2 separate regions of the Homo sapiens genome follow, and region 2 is linked to region 1. The links are chromatin contacts, found by Hi-C or POLR2A ChIA-PET in ENCODE. All regions are on one chromosome and are shown on one strand. The core of a region is the stretch at or near the end of the contact, and the rest is flanking DNA. Distances in the headings are between cores, read along the strand shown. Region 1 holds the start of TMSB4Y (thymosin beta 4 Y-linked). Region 2 holds the start of NLGN4Y (neuroligin 4 Y-linked).

Region 1 (5,522 bases), core at 283-2,782:
AAATCACTGAGGGTTGCTTTACCTTCTGCCAAAGGCAAGAGGAACGCCAGTGAGGAAGAGGTCCGGGGTGGGGCGCATAGGCCTCCACTGGTCTGAAAGCTGAGTCACAGGAATGATATCCCTGTAGCTGACCAGGCACTCCAGGGAGGGACACCGCGCCTTTGCGTGCGTATGTCCTCAGTAGGTAAAGCCAGTTTCTCAGTAAAACAATGCCTGTTACCCTAGGTATTACTCCGACCCTTAAATAATATGCACCAGTCCGCAAGAGCAATTTTTACGCTCCTGTTGTAAAAGGGGAAAATGCGTTTTGAAGGAAGTGTTGGAAGGTGCTTTGCTCATTTTATCTTTCGCCATCGTTGTGGTTAGGGGGCAATGGTGCACCTAGGGTGGCGTTGGGGCTCCCCAACCGCCCGGCAGCTTTCAGACGCCCTTCCGAGACGTGGAGCGAAAGACTTAAGCGGGCCTGTGGGTGACATCAACTCATTTACATAGGAGGGCTATAAAGTAGCGCCTGCCCATCCCGTCCTGGCAACTCCGCGGTGGACACTGTGTAGACTAGATTTCACTCCCTTACGCGCCTGGCTTAGGTAAGCCCCAGGGCCCCTGCATCCTTACTCCTTCTACCCTCCCCTTCATGCCGCGCTTGCCCCTTCATTATTCGCGTCCCTGTGAAGACATCCCCTAAAGCCAAGCCGAGTGATTATCCCCGGGAAAGCTGCCTTGGGGAGGTGGGGATGCGAAACACCCTAGATGCTGGGTAATGCGGTGGGGAAATCGATGATTTAAGAACAAAGCAAATAAACCGGCGTTTATGTACTGCCGCTCGGAGGGTTCGTGTTAAAATTTCTTAGTGTGCCGAGGCGGGCGGATCACGAGGTCAGGAGATGAAGACCATCCCGGCTAAAACGGTGAAACCCCGTCTCTACTAAAAATACAAAAAATTAGCCGGGCGTAGTGGCGGGCGCCTGTAGTCCCAGCTACTTGGGAGGCTGAGGCAGGAGAATGGCGTGAACCCGGGAGGCGGAGCTTGCAGTGAGCCGAAATCCCGCCACTGCACTCCAGCCTGGGCGACAGAGCGAGTCTCCGTCTCAAAAAAAAAAAAAAAAAAAAAAAAAAAAAAAAAAAAAAAAAAAAAAAAAAAAAAAAATTTCTTAGTGTTTGCTCTCAAAGGTATTGTGCGTTGTCTTGGAGGCTGAGATGTGGGAACAGACAGATCCTTTGTTCTGAGGCTCACTCATCTCCCGAGCCCCGAGCCGTCTCCCAGCCTCAGACGGCTCTGCGGGCTGCATCTGTGCAGCCTGGCAGCGGCGGCGCTGCGCTGTGACATTTTCACAGCCCTTCTTGCAGAGGCATGTGTGCTAGGGATGCCGAAATGCCGAGAGCGCCGGCAGGACTAGCTTCCGGGCCGCGCTTTGTGTGCTGGGCTGCAGTGTGGCGCGGGCGAGGAAGCTGGTAGGGCGGTTGTCGCAAGCTCCAGCTGCAGCCTCCGCCTACGTGAGAAGACTAGAAAGCGGGCGCAGGACCAGGCCTGCGTTGTTTGCAGAGAGGCCGTGGCTACAAAATGGAAGTGCTTTTGCGACCTGGGCTCCATTTTAGGAATTCTTGCCCGATTTTAACCACTTGAACGCGGAAGTGGCTTTCCTATTCTCTTCCAAGCCAGCCTTTAATTTTAAACGCTGTAATTAACAGTTCACAGGGGTCAAATTCCTTTATTCCGGAACATTCCACTTTGAGAGGGATCTGTCCTCTTTGGTCCCCTGCGTTTTCAAATATTTGAGGAAAGGTGTCGCCTCTTTTTCTGTGGAAAGAGGAAGCTCATGAGCGCGAAACAGCAGGGGACGGAGGGCGAGAAGGGCTTTCTCAGGTTGCGGGTCGGAGGGCAGAAGCACAGTTCCCAGTACAGAGACCCGGACAGGTGGCTGTTTCTCACGCTCACTTTGGATTGCTCCCTACGGCTTCCTCCGCAGCCATGTCTGACAAACCTGGTATGGCTGAGATCGAGAAATTCGATAAGTCGAAACTGAAGAAGACAGAAACGCAAGAGAAGAATCCATTGTCTTCCAAAGAAAGTAAGCTCCGATCCTCCCCCATCTTTAGAAAGGCTGGAATGCGAGCGGGCGGTGGGAGGGCGGGAGACTGGGAGCTGCCACGGGAAGAATTCGGGAGGCAGGGGAGGGCGCTCAAGGAGCAGATAGTTGGTGAATGTGGCTTGCAAAGGTTAATTAAAAATCAGATAACTTTTAGTGCAGTAATCCCAACACTTCGGAAGACCAAGGCGGGGATCACCTGAGGTCAGGAGTTCGAAACCAGCCTGAGGAAACCTCGTCTCTACAAAAAATACAAAATTAACTTGGTTTGCTGGAGGGCGCCTGTAATCCCAGTTACTTGGGAGGCTGAGGCAGAAGCATTGCTTGAACCTGGGAGGGGAAGTTGCAGTGAGCCCAGATCCTGCCACTGCACTCTAGTATGGGTGACAGAGGGAGACTTCATCTCAACCAAAACAAAAACAAACAAAACAATAGGGCGATCCTTAAGGGGGAAGGTTGCATGAACACAGGGTTCATTAATTTAATAATGCAATATTTAATGCGCTATAATAATATACAAACACATTTATCACTGAAAATGTACGGCTATTTAATATACTCAATATACATTTTTTATTTGATTATGACATGCCTAGCTAGGTACACTTGCAGAACGTTTAGGATATGACAAGATGTTGCAAATGAAAGCCCCTTAATTCCATATTAGGCTGTACTGAAACCCCTTAATCATCCCATCCATATTAGGCTGTACTGAAACCCCTTAATCATCCCACTCCATCTTTTTCCTTTTCTGTTTTTTTCTGGTCGCAGCTATCGAACAGGAGAGGCAAGCAGGCGAATCTTAAACAGGCATGTGCCACCAATATCTACTGTACATTCTACAAGCATTGCTTTCTTATTTTACTTCTTTTACTTGTTTAACTTGGTTAGATGCAAACACGTTGGATGAGTTTGAAAGGACTATGCTGCCCTTTTGACATCAAAGACCTGCTGACAATGGAGGCCACGCCTGCTTCTCCCATCGCCTGTCTGGCTGGCAGGGAAGGAAAATAGCTTGAATGTTGGTGAAAGACTTAGCGGAGTGGGAGGGCAGTGAAATCTAGAGTAAAACCAAGTTGGGCCAAGTGTCCTGCAGAATCTAAAATGAAGTTTAATCAGCGTGCCATTTTTGTTGTTGTTTGAAAGATTTTAATTTTTGGAATGCACAGTTTTTATTTAAAAAAGACATTTTTAAACCACTGCTTGTGAGATTGCTTGTTGATTGGAAAGAGTGTTTTATTCACCATTTAAACGTTTGCAAAGTGGCGTGCCCCTTGGCCTCACAGGCAAAGAATAACTTAAAAGCTGACGATTTGAATAAATTATGTTACAGTATGAAATATGTTTTACCTGGATATGTAAAATACCTTCTTTATTCTAGCTAATTGGGAGATGATTTTTTTTGGCTAATTGAGATTACCTTTAGATTATGTTTTCAAAACTGGCTTATACTGTAATCTACAACTAATAAGCACTAATTTAGAGTTCAGCTATATTGTTGCATGTAGTGAGAAGGGACTTAATTACAAACTTAAGACGTAAGTGTGCAATAAAGTAAGCTAAGAAGAAAATATGCTTCTAAGACCTGTATTTACTTGGTTTATATTTTCCTTAGCTTTTTATGTAACGTTTTATCTGTGGTCACATTGACATGCTTGGGCTATCCCTACTCCTGGCTTCTGAGACCGGTGGGCAGGGTTCATGCATGCACTGTGCGCGTGCACTCTTCATTGTGGGCATGCACTGTGTACTCTTCCTTCTATTTCCCAAAGTGCCTCACATAGTAATGGACATACATGATGGCTTTAATATACACTTTGCCCCCGTAGTTGTTGGAGAGTTATTAAACATGCTTCTTTTGAGGTCCCTTTGAACACATGCATATCATGTGAAATAGTACAATATTAAATATATTTTTAAAATGTATTTACACAGGAATTTGCCACTGTTTTTGATTGTGCTGATTTGAATCAATACGTATAGTCAATTATATACTATTATATATTATTAGTCCAGAGCATTAGATCATTAGTTCATTCAGCCAGTATTTATTGAGTGCCTCCAACATGACAGGTGTCTTTTTTTTGAGACGGAGTTTTGCTCTGTCGCTTGGGCTAGAGTCTAGTGATGCGATCTCGGCTCACTGCAACCTCCGCCTCCCGGTTCAAGCAATTCTCCTGCTTCAGCCTCCTGAGTAACTGGGATTACAGGCTGCACCACCATGCTGGGCTAATTTTTGTATTTTTAGTAGAGAGAGGGTTTCACCACCTTGGCTAGACTGGTCTTGAACTCCTGACCTCAGGTGATCCACCTGCCTTGGCCACCCAAAGTGCTGGGATTACAGGCCTGAGCCACTTTGCCTGGCCCATGCCAGCTATTTTTATATGCCATAAGAAATACAGCCTTAACTAAAAAGATAGTATCTTACATTGTGTTTCCTTCATCAGCTAGAAGATGTCCTTTTCCTCTAAATCTGATTATGAACGTTTTTATATTTATTTTAGTTATTTATTTTTGTGAGATGGAGTCTTGCTCTGTCACCCAGGCTGGAGTGCAGTGGTGCGATCTTGGCTCATTCCAAGCTCCGTCTACCTGTTCAAACTATTCTCTTGCTTCAGCCTCCTGCATAGCTGGGACTACAGGCGCTCAACCACGAAGCACAGCTAATTTTTGTATTTTTAGTAGAGATGGTATTTCTCCATGTTGGCCAGGCTGGTCTCGAACTCTTGACCTCAGGTGATCCACCCGCCTTGGCCTCCCAAAGTGCTGGGATTACAGGCTTGAGTCACTGCACCCAGCTGAATGTTTTTATAAAGGTATCTAAAATTATTATATCCAGATTTCTCCAAAGCTCAATGGTCAATGAATTCTGATGGAAACCAACTGATGACTTGCATTGCAGTAAAATATTTTATGAGCATACACAAATTGGACATTATAACTGTTGTCTGATATCTTCCAAGAATTCTGAGGAATGCTCCAGATCTAGAAGTGAGTGGAATGGATGGATGCCATTTTAAAATCTTTTACTAAGACTTTGTTATGTAGATGTTGTATTTTTTGAAGAACACTTTCCTGGTAAATTCTTGCCATTCTTGTGTTAGTCTTGTGGGATTGTTGTGGGCAAAAACAGTAGCTCACATGTTAAAGTCCTTCAAAGAACTTAGAAAAATAATAAAACCACGTGGATAATTTGGTCACTTTTTTGTAGGATTTTACAATTTTGAACCTTGGCTAGAGGAGCAAGTTATGGTTGTGATCCACTGAAGGCATTAGAGCTATTCCTGTCACATTATTATCAAACAGGAAATTATGTCTTTCTTCATTACCATATTGAGCTTTTAAGTTGCTGATATCCTTTAGCTACATGAACACCTCATGATAATGTCCCAATTTAGAAATAAAAATATTTCATGAAAATATAATATTTATAAT
Region 2 (5,378 bases), core at 189-2,688, 820 kb after region 1:
TTTTTTCCTTTTATTATTATTATTATTGGACAATTTGGGCTGGACTCTCTCCCATCTGTCTCGCTCCATTTCTTTGGTGTGGATGGGAATGTGGACATCGATGTATGGCTTTTACATGCAATCTCTCCACAGGAACATTTGGTTTTATTTTCACTTAAAAATAAAAATGCAGACCACCAATGTTGTTTGGAAGCATTTTGCTGCAATCAGCTGTTTGAACAGCTCTGGGGCCATGTGCGGTGTGTTTAAAAAGTAGCGCTGCCTTCCATACAAATTAAAGGAAGACTGTGGCGGGGAAAGGAGGGGAAAAATATATATATATATACACACAGACATATATATGCGTATGTGTGAGTTTGTGAGTGTACACATACACACACACATATATATATGTACACACACACACATACATGCAGTACAGGGGAAAAGGAGGGAAAAGGCCAGGGCTGGAGATGGCGAAAGCAGGAGGACTTCTGCAAACTGTGAGCATGGAAGGCTTTTCTTCTCTTTTCTCCCCACTCCAAAGCCCTCGTCTTCTTTAAGAAAACCACCACTGCCTGGGGTGCTTCTTTTGGGAGGCTGGGGTTGGGGGTTGGTGCCATTAACCAGAGAGAAAAGGGGAAATAAAGCTTGGTTGGGGTTGCATTATGAGATTTTTTTTTCCCTTCCTTCATCTCCTGGCCTCGGATAAGATAAGGCTTGGGGGATGCACGAAATAATCCAAGTGATTGATTAGACCTGGCATGGCTTGGTTGGGCTGGAGAAAGATCGGGGCGCGCTGGAAACCCCGCGTGAAGATGAAATGACTGTAGCTCCGTGCTGCTCCTCCAAACTCGGGAGCGGTATCCATGCACCCCTTTCCCGTGTGTGTGGGTTACGACGTGGGTGGGAGTGGTGAGGCAAGCCGCAAAAGTGGGGTAGAGCTGGTGGTTTTGCTTCTTCGGAAGCCTTTGAGTGTGGCCTGGACCTTAGATGGGGGTGCAGGGCGGTTTGCCGCTGCCACCCTCGGCACCATCTCTGAACTGCCCGCTTTTCCGGAGGAGCGGAAAAGTTGGAAGCCGAAAAGACAGGCGCCCGGAGCCCTGGTCTAGGTATCAGGTGATCCGGAGCCCTAGTCGGTGCCCACTAAGAACACCCCTTCTCCCATCGGGGGTTCGGAGGAGTGTTAAGCCTGCGGGTCTGCCAGTCCCTAAGGTAGGGATGGGGGAGGGGTCTGAGGAATCCGTTCCAATAGGCACACCATCCCCACAGCCCTAGAAAAGGCAACCACCACCCGCTCCTTCCTCCCGCACCATCCCATCTCAAGGCTCTCTGCTGACCCGGGCCGATTTCATCTGGTCTCTTCTCCCCCGCTTCCCACCTCCCAATTCCCGCGCAGCTCGGCTCCGTTCCCTCCCACTCCCCTAGGCGGAACTGAAAGCGAAGATCAGCCAAGAGCACAGTCGGAGGCGGCAGAGACGGTGGCGGGTGAGCTAGGGGCTGTGAGACGAAGCAGGGAGAGAGTGAACTTCAGCCCCGTCCCCTCCCCACTGCCACGGCTGGGGCAACCCAACCCGCGCCTGAAGCGGCTTGGCTTGACCTGCGGAAGCGCGGGCCGGGATGGCGTGGGGAGAGGGAGGTAGGTGCCACTGGGCTGCAGATGACGAGTGGGTTGGGGGCTTGCTGTGGGACAAGAGGTTCAGGTTCCGGCCTGCGCCTTCCACTCCGCGGTGGCGCTCTCTGCCTGCGGTTTTCCAGGAGGCCGATCTACCCCAGGGACACTCTCATCCTTCAGGCGGTCTCCTGGACGCCCTTTCCTCCCCTTGCCTCCCAGCCTGACCTGGCTCTTTCGCCCCTCGGAGAACCGGTAGGTTGGGGTCCCTCGGCGGGGGTCTAGTGAGCCGAGTCGCGAGCTTTGCGCCCCCGGTATCTAGGCCCCGTGCCGCGCGCAAATCCGGGCCCAGGCGTACAGTTCTGGAGCCTAGTCGCCGCCAGACACAGGGCCCTTTGTACCCGGAGGAGCGGGAGCGGGAGCGGGGGCGTCAGGGCAACCCTTGCACCCCAGAGGCCTGCCTAGGACCACCCTGGGAACAAATGTCTCGCTCGGAAAACGAGGTGAACCCGGAGGATGTCCTACGCATCATACCCCTCCCCTTCTTGAGAAGGCTTTTTCTTTTTTTCTTTTTTTTTCCCGGTTTCCTTTTCTCTGGCTTCTTCCACACCTTACCGCAGGTGTGGGCCTCTTTTCATGTATGTGCGGCTGCTATCTCGGGGATGCAGGGGAAGGCGGTGTAGGAGGCAGCGTGGAAGGGTACTAGGAGGTGGCGGCGGGATTTTGGGCCTGGTGATGTGCCCGAGCTTGCAGCTAGCTGGGGCACTGGGCCCCCAAGTCACGAATTCAGCCCAGGGCTTGGGCGAGACTGCCCGGAGCAAGGACGGAGGATCCAGATTTACCATTTGGACCCAAATTAAGAAATTTGGGGTGGGGGTTGGGTAGGGGTTTTGAAACTAAGCAGGTGACGTCCTTGCGAGCTGAATCCACAAGGTGGTAGTATGGCTTATATTATTTTTATTTTATTATTTTATTTTATTTTTCTATTGTTCATTTTTTTTGTGTGTGGGGAGTGGGGGATGTTTTTTTCTCTGTGTACTCCAATCTTATGCTTTTTGAAGGCATCCATTGCCCGTAGGGTTTACATAAGACCGCGTTGCATTATATTTTCTTAAAAGTGGGGTGGTGTGCATAAGCTTCCATTTCAGAATCAGTCGCTCCTGTGATGTGAGGGAGGCAAAAGCAAAGAAAAGGAAAAATAAACAAAATAAGAAGTTTAGGGAGACTTCATTATCCCCACGAAGCCGGAATTGCCAGTTTGTGTGGTCGTTCTGCGGGCAACATAGAAGTGCGTGTTTCAGAAATCCTTGGATAGCTTCTTTCTTCTCCAACTAGAAATTAAATGGCCAGGGTGCAAACACCTGACTTTGATGAAAACAAAGTGGCAGAAACTACAAGAGACCTGATTGCTTTCAATGAACGCACTGAGCCTTTTCCTAGAGGATGGCAGAGCTGGGAGAAATCAGATCTCAAAGAAATCTACAGTTTTGTGAGGGCAGATTTGGAGAGTGGAGAATTATTTCATACCTTTAGTTGGCCCTGGTGAAGATGTTAGCAGTAATCCATCAAATCCTTAGCATAGATTTTCCTGTGGAAATGAGCAAAATGTTAAGGGGTTGGGGGATGGCTATATAGGAATTTCATGGAGACCTCTGCAAGGATGTATTTTCTCAGATTAGAAATCCGGTATTTTATTACACAATGCAATGAATGCATTCTACACACACATGCATTCCATATTTCTGTATGTGTGTCTGTGTGTGTGTGTGTGTGTGTGTGTATGTAGTCTTTTTAAAGAGTATCTTTGACATGTAAAAACATAATCAGGGCCATTGTAGGAAGTGGAAAATTACTTCATCAGTTTTAAATCAGTGGATTAAAATCGGAGGCTTGATTTTGTGTGTGTGTGTGTGTGTAACACTAGAATGATAATTGCATATTCATAATAATGTTTGTGCTTGGATACCATTTTAAAGTTGCTTTGATGTTTTCTGCTCTGGTGAAAGAATTTTTCTTTTCTTTGTGTTTTATTTAAATAAACTAATGCTTCATATACAGTAGGCCCTAAAACCAGTAACCTAGCTGATTTTTACCCAAACCTAAGAATATAACAGATACTTGGTAAGGGACTAGTGGCTGCATAAGGTAGATAATTATGTTATCTTGATGCTGTAAAATTTACAAGCAGACTTGAAGGAATTTGAAAGTTCACAGTTTTGGGCCTGGAATGTAGACTAATGGTAAGCATACAGATTTGTTTTTAATTTGTGAATTTGGCTTTTTCATTTTTGTGTGTGTAGTAATTTGTGGAAAGCTTATAGTCTCTCCACAAAGACAGGAGCTTTTGACTGACTCGCCATCAGAGAATTGCTTTCACAAGTGCAGGGGTCTCTTTAAAATCTCTTTGGAATACTGTGCTTTTATTTCTACACCACAAAAAAGGATCTCACAAAAGTAAACATTCAAGTGCATGACCGAATGACCTTTTTTAAACATTCTTTCATTTTAATTGGTACTCCACACTTCAAACCTTTCCTAAAACTTTGAATATTGTCAATAATGCAAGTTGCTGAGCGAATATTGTGAATATTGCATTCAAATGAAGTAGCAATATAAAAATATTTTAAGTCATTTAATGTCCTCCTTCTGAAGACAGGCGTATGTGGTTAAAATATACTTAAATTCCAAATATGGTGAGAGCCGGTCTTAGGATGTGAATGTCAAGTTTAAGCAACACAATTTTAGTTTGTAAACCAGAATGTATTCTTTCTATACTACTTTCTGATTTTTAACAATATGTATTCTATTCCTAAATGGGAAAAATATGTTCAGTTGAGTTCAAATCCATTGCTGTTTTTTGTTTTTGTCTGAGTACTACACTTTTTCAGAGGAGAGTCTTCATCTCCTACTTAATTATGTGAATGGATTTTCAGACAGACTGTGCCTTCTGTATAGCCACCTTTTATTTCTTAAACCCCTGAGCTACAAGTTTTAAATCAAAGATACAGCTTTTGCCCAGTCATTTAGAGAAAGTGAGAATGGAAATTGAAGCCCAGGCCATTGAGGCAATTAGGTCATCTGCTGTGCCCTCTGCTACCATTCAGTCAATGAATATTTTACAGTTTCATCATTTTAATCTAAACAACCTACATTTGGACTTTGAAAGGCTCCACTGTTTTTTGTTAAGTGAATGGCAGTGTAGGAAACCCTTCCTCATTTTTCTTGGGGCAGAGTGGCACACATGAATGAGAAAAAAAGAAGGCGATACCTCCTAGCAGTTTGTCATTGTGACATTCATAGGCTTTGAATAAATGTGTAGATGAAAAGGCCTTCTCTCTGCAGGTGATTACATGAAATAAAAAATAAGTAAATAAAAGGCTCATAAAAACACTACAGGAGTGGAAGGTTGATGGTGGAAAACAGCCTATCTACCTTGGGTTGAGATTTCAAACTTTAGACATTTTGTGTTGAGTTCACATGTCCCTGATGTATGGGGAACACCTCCATATACCACATCTTCCCAAGGCATGCTCATCTTCCCAGAAATGGTACCTGAAGGAGAGCAGGCCTAACCCCAACAATATTTTTAAAAACTCTCTCTATATATGTAACTATATATATAGAGTAAAATCTGTATCTTACTGTATATTATATATATATAGTAATATATATTTTAATAAGGTTTGTATTTATAAAGGAAAGAAGTTTAAATGACTCGCAGTTCAGCATGGCTGGAGAGGCCTCAAGAAACTTACAATTATGGGAAACGGGAAGCAAACACATCCTT

What was found. Hi-C counts contacts between places; a loop is a spot of excess contacts on that map. ChIA-PET counts read pairs that join two places held with the same protein, here RNA polymerase II (POLR2A). Pooled maps may share reads with other maps.
Region 2: a pooled map shows a loop between it and region 1 (5-fold over the local background). The contact joins the promoter of NLGN4Y here to the promoter of TMSB4Y in region 1. A Hi-C loop is called at or near these places in 1 of 50 pooled maps. POLR2A ChIA-PET finds 5 or more read pairs at or near these places in 3 of 52 experiments (H1 and WTC11).

What each region holds. Positions count from the first base shown.
Region 1 is chrY:13,702,367-13,707,888 of GRCh38, forward strand. TMSB4Y (thymosin beta 4 Y-linked) reads left to right here and starts at 1,533. Exons shown (of 2, transcript NM_004202.3): 1 at 1,533-2,069; 2 at 2,859-3,658. The coding sequence starts at 1,970. The coding sequence ends at 2,893.
Region 2 is chrY:14,523,091-14,528,468 of GRCh38, forward strand. It overlaps NLGN4Y (neuroligin 4 Y-linked), which reads left to right and starts at 1,439. Exons shown (of 7, transcript NM_001365588.1): 1 at 1,439-1,618.